Linked DNA regions of Mus musculus: region 2 is linked to region 1. Evidence: chromatin loops called from intact Hi-C (ENCODE). Cell type or tissue: left cerebral cortex. All regions are shown on one strand. Links, peaks and the distances in the headings refer to the core of each region. The heading gives the core; the rest is flanking DNA.

Region 1 (5,668 bases), core at 200-5,199:
AATCCCAGCACCAACTAAAAGTCACCCCTAAACTGGGCATGGAGTTGCATGTCTGTGGTCAGCCCTGGACACCAAAGGCTTAGAGGCAGAAAAACCACAAGTTCAAGTCTAGTTGGGGTTGCATAACAAGACCATCTGTAAGTAAATGCCCCTCCTCTACAAAACATTTTCTCTAGACCAAATCAATCCAGTCTCCGAGGTCTTATGGCCCTTGGCGGCTTCCTGAAGCAGGCGATATTATGGGGGTTTTAAGACCCAACTGCAGCATCTGACTTGCATTTCATATGTCTCATGGACCCTGAGATGCTTTAGTCACCAATGGAGATGGAGTGGAAGGGAAAGCATGCGCTGCAGCGACCGCCTGCCTGGCTCTCAACTGGTGCACTAATGATGTCCATTTGGTTTCAGATTATCAGCAGCCTCTCATGATTGGCACAGGCACAGTCGCGAGAAAGGGCTCTACCTTCCGACCCATGGACACAGACACTGAGGAGGTCAGAGTGAACACTGAGGCCAGCGGCCACTATGACTGTCCTCACCGCCCGGGCCGCCATGAGTACGCACTGCCTTTGACGCACTCAGAACCTGAGTATGCCACACCTATCGTGGAGCGGCACCTGCTGCGAGCTCACACCTTCTCCACACAGAGCGGCTACCGAGTCCCTGGGCCCAGGCCCACTCACAAACACTCCCATTCCTCTGGAGGCTTTCCTCCTGCTACAGGAGCCACCCAGGTTGAAAGCTATCAGAGGCCAGCAAGCCCCAAGCCTGTGGGTGGTGGCTATGACAAGCCTGCTGCTAGCAGCTTCTTGGACAGCAGAGACCCAGCCTCTCAGTCACAGATGACTTCCGGGGGAGATGATGGTTATTCGGCACCCAGAAACGGTCTTGCGCCCCTCAACCAGACGGCCATGACTGCTCTTTTGTGAACCCAATGTGAAAGAAACCTGCTGTGGTACTGAGCGCGCACCGCTGCGAGTCACTGGAAGAAATGTGCAAGCGTGCATGTGTGACTCTTCAGGATCCTAGAGACGACCTCACTTACTGTTTACAGAACTGTGCAGCTGGTTTAGTTCCAACCCTTCCTGCAGAGCCAGTTGGTTTCTGTTGTGCTAGAACAAGGGGACTTTTCTCATTTGTCTTAACTGTGATGCTGTGCTGTAAAATGTGCAATTTGTACAGTTATATTTAACACGAATTAACATTACGAAGTTTGCGGTGTTTGTTTTCTACACAGGGCTTAAGGAGAAAACACGGGATTTGTATAGCGGTAGCCTGTGTTTCTCAGTGTATTTGATTATCTGACGCTGTAAGCAGCAGGTCTGTTTAAAAACCTCGTTGGTTGTTGTGGCTCTTTCCTTTTTGATAAAGTAAAAGCATTTTTACCGCTTTGTCTCCTGGAAGAAATGAAATTACTTGAAACATGTAAAGCACTCCAGGATAGGTGATTGCTAGCAATGGTGGCCCATTTATGCAAGCAAACATCTGACTTTAGCAGCTGCAGCCTGCTTTCTTAGACTTTCCTTGAGAGGTAGGGCAGCCTAGTGTCCTGGGGCCTGCGTGGATCCCAGCTGCATCCTGAGGGACCACCTTCTCTAAGGAAAGGGCTTAGCCTACTGCACAGTGTTCCTAAGTAAATCTGCCTTTCCAGGGTGCTGAGATTCAAGGCTAGCCACACTGTTCATCCGCACCTTGTAATGAAGGAGGCACAGGGCTTGTAGCTCAAGGCAGGAATATCAAATATTTCTAAACCTCAGATTAAAAATAAAGCTGAGCCCAGAAGCCCTACTTCTTACAACTTTCTCCAGAGATAATGCATGTGGGTGACTTCCACTATCCCTGGAAAACAAATGTCGGGTCATATGGCTTCGCGCATGCGCAGAAGCAGAGCTTTTCTAGTGGCGCGCTAGTAACTGTCCTGGTGATGTAAAAAGCAGTTTTCTTTTTCCCCTGCATACGTGCTTATACTCATAGAGTAGCCCATGTCTCGGCTGTACCTCATGTTTTGTGTTGTTTTTCCCTGAGTTTTACTTTGTGAATGAACTGGGGAGTTAACCTCTTTTTGCCAAAGAGGAGAAAGTATGTGTCTTGTTTATTGAAAGAAAACATGGACCAAAAACAAACAAAAAATCCTTTCCTTGCAAATTGTATTATAATCCTATTTGTGTGAATTCTATCGATGTTAAAGTAGGGTGCTGAGAGCTCATGGCATAGGGTCTGCTGGTTATAGTGGAGGTTAAACCATTTACCTTACGGAGTTTACAAGATTGTGTATGTGTACTAATTGTAATAAACTATGCCAAATCAGAGAGCCCCTGACTTCTATTTGGCCACCACCTGCTGAGCTAGCGAGAGGCTCTCATCTTGTAACTGAACTCCCATGATGCAACTTGCATTTTTTTTTTTAATTCAGGCTTTCGTATTACCCAGGCTGTCTATCAATTCTCAGTGTAGCCTAGGATGACCCTGGATTTCTTATCCTCCTGCATTTGCCTCCCGAGTGTTGGATTTACAGATGTGCAACCTCACATCTGGTTTGACCTTTTCTCTTGCAAGAGGATATGGTCATACTGTAGAGCATAATACTTGTTGCTCAGTCACCTTGGTAATGATTGCTTTTTCTAGAGATTTGTAGAAAGTATGATTTTAAACTGTCCCAGGGACAAATTTTGATGTTGTTGGCTAAAAATTCCACGGTGAAATATACTTATAATCTCCCACCCTTTAAGGCAGTACAGCTCCTAAGTGCTTCACTGCTGGAAAATCAGGGCAGATCCATAAGGAGCCAAGGCAATATGTCAGGCAAGATGGAGAAGCTTATAGTGAAACCCCAAGCTCTTTTTTAAAATGTGTGTGAGTACACTCTCTTCACACACACCACAAAAGTACATCAGATCCCACTACAGATGGTTGGGTGGCACCATGTAGTTGCTGGGAATTGAACTCAGGACCTCTGGAAGAGCAGTTGGTGCTCTTAACTGCTGAGCCATCTCTCCAGCCCAACCACAAGCTCTTGTAGAGAGTATTACATAGCTACATACGCTTCTGGCCCTTGTCCCAGATTCTCCTCATTTCATCAAAATGCTTGAAGACAAACTCCTTAGAAGTGCAGGAAGTACAGGATGGATCACAGATGGATAAAGGACTTCTTTAAAAGCTTCCTAAAGTTGAGCAATAAAAATCCTTTAAGCCAGGCGGTGGTGGCTCACACCTTTAATCCCAGCATTTGGGAAGCAGAGGCAGGCGGATTTCTGAGTTCGAGGCCAGCCTGGTCTACAAAATGAGTTCCAGGACAGCCAGGGCTACACAGAGAAACCCTGTCTCAACCCCCCCCCCCCAAAAAAATCCTTTAAACACGGTAGTAGACAACTTACTGTGAAAGAATATCTTCTAGAACCTGATGGAAGCAACTCTCTCAGGGAAGGTACTTCATAGAACTATAAAAAGACTCAAAGTGGACAAATTTGCATACAAAACAATCCCCTTCCAGTATCTCCTCAACTTAAGTTTTTTTTTTAATTTTTATTTATGTTCATGGGTGTTCTACATGCGTGTATCTCTGTATCATGTACATGCAGTCCTCACAGAGGCCAAAAGAGAGAGATGGATTGGAGTTACAGACAATTTTACCCTACCTCTTCAACTTTGGCTTTGTTTTGTTTTGTTTTTTGAGACAGGGTCCCTCGGTGCAGTCCTAGCTGTCCTGCAATTCTATGTAGACCAGCCTGGCCTCAAACTCATAGAGATCCAGCTACCTGCCTCTGCTTCCAGAGTACTCAGTTAAAGACATGCACCGCTAGGCCCAGCTACTCAACTTTTAAAGGCTGTCTGCTATTAGATGCTCTACAGCAATGGTTCTTAGCCTGTTGATCCTTTTGGTGTCAAATGACCCTTCACAGGGCTCGCCTGAGACAATTGGAAAGCACAGATGTTTACATTTTGATTCATAACAGTAGCACAATTACACTTATGGAGTAGCAATGAAAATAATTTTAAGGTTGGGAGGTCACCACAACATAAGAGACTATTAAAGGGTCGCAGCATTGGGAAGGTTGGGGACCACTGCTCTACAGAGAAAGTGGCAACTAAACTTTACCTGAAAACCTTGAAATCCAGGTGTGAGTATTCACAGAGTCTATAGACAACTCATAGGATAGAGGGAAGCCTCCTTCACTACCACAGAGAGGGCCATGAGAGTACACAATGCCTGTTGAGAGGCAGCATCCCTATATTAGGATTTCCTAAATCTCTCCAAAATGATATGGGACCTTCTGTTGCAAAGGTAACCTGGACCATTTTATTCCTCTTTTTTAGTTGTTTTTATTCCTAAGATTTATTTACTTATTGTATGTAACTACACTGTAGCTGTCTTCAGATATTCCCAGAAGAGAGCATCAGATCTCATTACAGATGGTTGTGAGCCACCATGTGGTTGCTGGGATTTGAACTCAGGGCCTTTGGAAGAACAGTCAGTGCTCTTTACCACTGAACCATCTCTCCAGACCCCCATCTTATTCCTCTTAAAGTTAATGACAAGCTTTGTCCACCTGCCACCTACAGATCTTAGTGAAAATAGAAGAACACTGGACAATGTGTTAATACTTCATTAATCCCAGCACCTGGAAAACAGAGACAGGCAGATTGAATTCAAGGCCAGCCTGGTCTACAGAGTAGGTTCCAGAACAGCCAGGGCTACACAGAAAAACCCTGTCTTGGGAGACCAAAATTAGTTTTTGTTTGTTTGGTTGGTTTTGGTTTTTCGAGACAGGGTTTCTCTGTATAGCCCTGGCTGTCCTGGAACTCACTTTGTAGACCAGGCCTGCCTCGAACTTAGAAATCTGCCTGCCTCTGCCTCCCAAGGGATTAAAGGCATGTACCATCACTGCCTAGCGGGAGACCAAAATTACTTAAAGGAAAAGTAGAAGAGGCCAATCAACCCCAGTCTTAGACCTTACCAGGCTATGTCAGGCAATGCTAGAGCTTTGGAGTCTTGAAATAATCCATACTCCACAACCCTTGCAAGAACTCAAGCTACCCCAAAGGTCTACTGAAGGACTTTTGTCTGGCTTCTGCCACTTTGTATGACGTTAATCACCATTATTCCCAGTTGATTTTTTTTGTTGTTGTTTTGCTTGTGTTTGTTGTGTGTGCTTGTAAAGTTTGTGTTTTCCAGACTCTACCAGTCTGGAATCAAGCTTAGGTTCACCCAGGACAGAGGCTATTCCTCTAATCTTGTCCCCGTTAGATCAAGTGTTCAAGGATGCTATTCTTCCAGTATAGGGCCAACAAATCTATTCTGCAAACACTTCCAGATGTCCCTCTGCCCTTCAACACCCCTAAGACATAGGGAAGAAGATATCCTTGCGGAGAGACTAAAACAGAAATAGGGCCTTCATTGGGCTAAGAGACTATAGGTTCTCAAGTCCTTAATCAAAACCTGTCTGCCTATTTGCCAGGAGCTCTCTCTCCTCCTTTGATAATGTATAAAATATGTATCTTTTATCCCATTTCACAAGGAAAAAAAAAAAACCCTATCCAGTATAGGACCATTATAGCATCCCATAAGGAAAGCAGGCACCTAACATGGTGTGCTGGTTTGAATTGGTTTGGCCCCCACAAACAGTACTTGGTCCATGGGGTGTGGCACTATTGGGAGGTATGGCCTTGT
Region 2 (5,668 bases), core at 421-5,420, 520 kb before region 1:
TGTGATCCCTAGTTATCATTAGCAAAGCTGAATGGCACGGAGGCTTCCGGTGTGATGGCTTATTTGTTTATGGGATGCCCAAGAGTCATTTCGCAGAACCTTCAGCCAGACCTTTGTACTTTGGACCCTCAGTACCCCTTTAAGTTTGTCATCTCCCTCTTGAGAGTCAGAACATGTTTTCCCCCAGATTCCTCAGCATCACAGGGTAGAAATTGAGCTTGTTTCCTGGTCTCTGTCGTGTCTCATCTTTCCACCAGAGAGCTAGCTCTCCATGCTTGGCAGCCAAGTTGTGTATCCTTCTCTCTTTGACTGAGGATCATTCCACATTTTGACATCTAGAGTTGAAAACCAAACCATTTAGGAATCAAGCCTAACAAAGCCAGCAGATATTGTCTGAGTGAGCTCTCACTACCAAATCACATGTTTATATACAAAGACTTGTATACAAAGACCAGATTTTATCACTTCTAAGTCTCCTACAAAATTCTAGACAGAAAAATAATAATAGTAATAATTTCTCCTTTCTCCTCTCCTCTCCTCTCCTCTCCTCTCCTCTCCTCTCCTCTCCTCTCCTCTCCTCTCCTCTCCTCTCCTCTCCTCTCCTCTCCTCTTCCCTTCTCTTCTCTTTCCTCCCTTCCTTTCTTTCTTTGGTCGGTTTACTGCTGTTATTTGCTGTTGTTTTTGAGACATGGTTTGGGTCTCTCTATGTAGCCCTGGCTGGCCTCAAACTCACAGAGATCGACATTCCTCTGCTTCCCAGGTGCTGGCATTAAAGTCACGCAGCACTATGCATGACCAAGCAGTGATTTCTTAACTGAGACTAACACTAAATGAAATATGTAAAATTATACTCTCCTTTAAAAGAGTAACATATGTATGACACCACCATCATATTCAAGATTAAATGAATACTAGTAGTTAGATGCTATATAGGAAATGGAGTTCGTAATTTTTCCAAAGGACTACAACAAGCCATAAACCATCTGACATGAGCCACATAGGAGCGTGGGTAGCATTAGTACATTTATCAAAGAGACACCAAAAGAAGTCTCTTCTCCCTTCTACAATGCAATATTACAAAGATGTAACACGGTCTACGAACCAGGAAGTGCTGCCTTCTGTTTACCACTCTAGTGGTAAACATTAACCTGGGAGAGCAGAACTGATAAATGAGGCAGACTAAAGTCTCATGAAATCACCAACTTTATTCAGAGAATCAGACAGTTGATACTCTGACGGAAGAAGAGTCATCTGAGTGAAGTATACAATCAGAAGGACAATCCACATGTGGCAAAATTGTGTTTTTCCCATAGAGGCATTTGAATAACAACAGCTGAAGTAAAGGCACCCGGGAGAAGCAGGAAAACATATTCCAAGAACAATTCTGTGCTATTTGAAAAAACTGCTCCTGAGACTCTTGTCTTGTTTTCTTGGCGTTTTCTCACAAGCACTCCAGAATTCCCCTCCCATGACTCCATTCTTGGACTATATTCTGACAATCCTCAACCAACTTCTCTGGGTGAATTGAACTTCTCAGCTTCTAGAACCAAGCAGCAAATGTTTGTCATTTAAAACCACATTGCTCGGGGTATTGTATTATAAGATCCTAAAATGAATTAAGACACTGCCCAAGGATGAATGAAGTACAATTTGAATTCATCACAGTAGAAGAGACCTTAAAAAGATTGACAGCTGATGGCGAGACTGGAGTACTGTAGTCTATGGTGGGATTTGTCTTTGAATGAACTCTGTGCATATCTTATGCATCTTTCCTTTCCCAAGTCTGAACTTTGTGTATAAGAGAGCACAGGGAAAAGTAAGAGAAAGGGGTTTAGTGTGATGGTTTATGGATGAAAATACTAAGATTTGGCCATAAGACTTTAATATCTAAATACCTAATATGTTGGTATAAGTAGGAATGATCCTCAAAGATTTATGAATTTGAATGCTTGGCCATAGGAAGTGGCACTGTGAGGAGGTATGGTCTTATTGCAGGAGGTGTGACATTTTAAAAAATTTTTAATTGGTTATTTTAATTATTTATATTGCAAATATTATCCCCCTTGCCAGTTTCTTCTCTTCAAATCACCTATCCCATCCTCCTTGCTGCTATGTGAGTGCTCCCACACACACCCACCCCTCCTCCTGAATTACCACCTTAGCATTCCCCTACACTGGCTTGGTGCTATGATTGGCTGCAAGCATCCGCATCTGTATTTGTCAGGTCTGGTAGAGCCTCTCAGGAGATAGCTATATCAGGCTCCTGTCATCAAGCACATCTTGAAATCAACAATAGTGCCTGGGTTTGGTGGTGGGGCAGTCTCTGGATGGCCTTTCTTTCAGTCTCTGGTCCACTCTTTGTCCTTGTATTTCCTTTAGACAAGAGGAGTTTTGAGTTAAAATTTTTGAGATGGGTGGTTGGGTAAGTCCTTCAACCAGGGGCTGTGCCTAACCTCTGGAAAAGGTCTCTACAGATTCTCTCTCCCCTTTGTTGGGTATTTCAGTTAATGTCATCCTTGTTGAGACCTGAGAGCCTCTTGCTTTCCTGGCATCTGGGACGTTATGGTGGCTATCCCAGTTCCCCATCACCCATTGTTACACACCTCTGTTTAATTTCCTGACCCTCTGTATGTCTCCCCCATCTCCTCCCATACCTGATCCTGCCCTCTTTCTTCCCTCTTTTCCTTTCAAGTCCCTCCTACCCTCTACCTTCTGTAACTGTTTTATTACCCCTTCTAAGTAGTACTGAAGCATCCATACTTTGGTCTTCCTTCTTGAGCTTCATGTGGTCTGTGACTTGTATCATGGTTTTCTGAGCTTTTTTCCTAATCTCCACTTATCAGTGAGTATATACCATGTGTGTTCTTTTGTGACTGGGTTACTTCAGTAAGGATGATATTTTCTAGACCCATTCATTTTCCTGTGAATTTCATGAAGTTACTGTTTTTAATAGCTGACTAGTATTCCATTGTGTAAATATACCACATTTTCTGTATCCATTCTTCTGCTGAGGGACATCTGGGTGGTTTCCAGCTCTAGCTATTATAAATATGGCTGCTATGAATACTGTGGAGCATGTGTCCTTATTAAATGTTGGATCATCTTTTGGGTATATGCCCAGAAGTGGTATAGGAGTGTCCTCAGGTAGTACTATGTCCAGTTTTCTGAGGAACTGCCTGACTGATTTCCAGAGTGGTTGTACCAGCTTGCAATCCCACCAGCAATGGAGGAGTGTTCCTCTTTCTGCACATTCTTGCCAGCATCTGCTGTCACTTGAGTTTTTTATCTTAACCATTCTGACTGGTATAAGGTAGAATCTGAAGGTCGGTTTGATTTGCATTTCCCTGATGACTGAAAATATTGAACATTTCTTTAGATGGTTCTAAGCCATTTGAGATTCCTCAGTTGAGAATTCTTTGTTTATCTCTGTACCCCATTTTTAATAGGTTTATTTGGTTCTCTGGAGTCTAACTTCTTGAGTTCTTTGTATATATTAAATATTAACCCTCTATCAAATGTAGGACTGATAAAGATAGTTTCCCAAACTGAAAGTTGCCATTTTGTCCTGATGACAGTGTTATGCCTTACAGAAGTTTTTACATTTTATGAGATTCCATTTGTCAATAGTTGATCTTAGAACCTCTGCCATTGGTGTTCTATTCAGTTGTGAGTTGTTCTTTCTATGTCTGTGAGAAATTGATTTGGAATTTTGATGGTGATGGCATTGAATTTGTAGATTATTTTTGGTAAGATGGCCATTTTTACTATGTTAATCCTGCAGATCCAGGAACATGGGAGATCTTTCCAGATTCTGAGGTCTTCTTCCCTTTCTTTCTTCAGAGACTTGAAGTTCTTTTCTTATGGATATTTCACTTGCTTGGTAAGTGTCACACCAAGATATTTTATATTATTTGTGACTACTGTGAAGGGTTCTATTCTCTAATTTTTTTCTTAGCCTGTTTATCCTTTGAGTAGAGGAACGTTACTGATTTGTTTGAGTTAATTTTATATCCAGCCACTTTGCTGAAGTTGTTTGTCAGCTGAAGGAGTTCTCTGGTAGAATTTTGGGGATCACATAAATATACTATCATATCATCCAAAAATACTGGCATTTTGACTTCTTCCTTTCTAACTTGTATTCCATTGACCTCCTGTTATTGTCTAATTGCTCTGGCTATGCCTTCAAGTACTATATTGACTATATAGAGTAAGATGTGTTCTTGGATTCAGTTTGCAAGAATTTTATTGACTATTTTTCCATCAATATTCATAAGAGAAATTGGTCTGAAGTTCTCTTTCTTTGTTGGGTCTTTGTGTGGTTTTGGTATCAGCATAACTGTGGCTTCATAGAATGAATTAATTGGAGTTCTTTCTGTTTCTATTTTGTGGAATAATTTGAAGAGTATTGATATTGGGTCTCCTTTGAAGGTCTGATAGAATTCTGCACTAAACCCATCTGGTCCTGGGCTTTTTTTGCTGGTGGAATTACAAGTTGATACAACCACTCTGGAATTCAGTCTAGTGGTTCCTCAGGAAATTGGGCATAGTACTATTTGAAGACTCAGCTATACCACTTCTGGGCATATACCCAGAAGATGCTCTAACATGTAATAAGATCACTATGTTCATAGTGGCCTTATTTATAATAGCCAGAAGCTGGAAACAACTCAGATGTCTCTCAATTGAGGAACAGATACAGAACCTAGGCCTTGGGGTTACAGGAAAGAGGGCTGAGGGAGAGAGGTTCCCACACAGGTGAGAATCCTTAGTCCGGGCCTTGACTGGAGCTCAGGAAGACCTTCCATCGGGAGATTAGAAACTTCTCATTAGAAGAAAGCCTAGGTTCCATGGCTGATTATTGAAATGTAAATAAAGAAAATTTCTAATAAACAAAGAAAAATATTATAGCAATAAAAAAATTAGAAAGAAAGAAAGAAAGAAAGAAAGAAAGAAAGAAAGAAAGAAAGAAAGCCTATCCCATCATCCAAGCTCAGTGGGCCTTGATGAACAGAGCAGTCTATGGTTTTAGAGCTTTATTGTAGAAAGGCAGGGATGAAGGAGAGATGGTAGAAAAGAGAGAGACAGGGAGACTGGCTATGGCCAAAAGGAGAGAAGGGAGAAAGAGAGAGTCAGAAGAAAGGCTAGAGTAAGAGAGAAAGAGCAAGAGGGAGAGAGAATAAGAGAGTGAGAGGAGAGTAAGAGAGTGAGGAGAAGAGAGAGTGAGGTGGGGCCAAGAAGCCCCTCTTATGGTGGGCTGTTATCTTGTCATTGCTAGGTAACTGGGAGGAGTCTAGCCTGAAGGTCAGAAGCTTGGGACATTGTCTACATGACTACTAGCCATGCTTCTCCTGTGGGGGGGGGGGTTGTGGGGGCAGTAACTTCGACAGGAACCTTGAATACAGGAGACACGAGGGAACTTCATTCGTCCCATGTAGGTGAATTATCACCATTGGGTTTTACTGGGGTTCAGACCTCAACTCTACTGGAGACCAGCCTGTCTGTGCATAGCCCATTGCCCCACAGATGGAACTTGAAAATATCATCCTGAGTGAGCTAACTTAGTCACAAAAGAATGCACATGGTATGTACTCACTGATAAGTGGATATTGATTCACTTGGGTTTGAGCTTTGTACAAGGAGATAAGAATGGGTCAATTTGCATTCTTCT

Evidence for each region. A loop is a pair of places that touch in the nucleus more often than their neighbours do. Peaks named below come from ENCODE experiments on the same cell type or tissue, not always from the same donor. Only the 100,000 strongest peaks of a DNase experiment are listed, where the experiment ranks them.
Region 2: it touches region 1 in a loop (6-fold over the local background); 6 of 42 quality-filtered maps call a loop at or near these places.

Annotation. Positions count from the first base shown.
Region 1 is chr10:52,319,068-52,324,735 of GRCm38, forward strand. It overlaps Dcbld1 (discoidin, CUB and LCCL domain containing 1), which reads left to right. Exons shown (of 11, transcript NM_025705.4): 11 at 409-2,311. The coding sequence ends at 929. Among named protein-coding and RNA genes, the nearest start is that of Gopc, 60 kb to the right of the region's middle. In left cerebral cortex, for the core only: no CTCF peak of the experiment used is centred there; a DNase peak (open chromatin) is centred at 3,029.
Region 2 is chr10:51,794,742-51,800,409 of GRCm38, forward strand. No RefSeq gene overlaps it. Among named protein-coding and RNA genes, the nearest start is that of Gm23906, 91 kb to the right of the region's middle. In left cerebral cortex, for the core only: no CTCF peak of the experiment used is centred there; no DNase peak of the experiment used is centred there.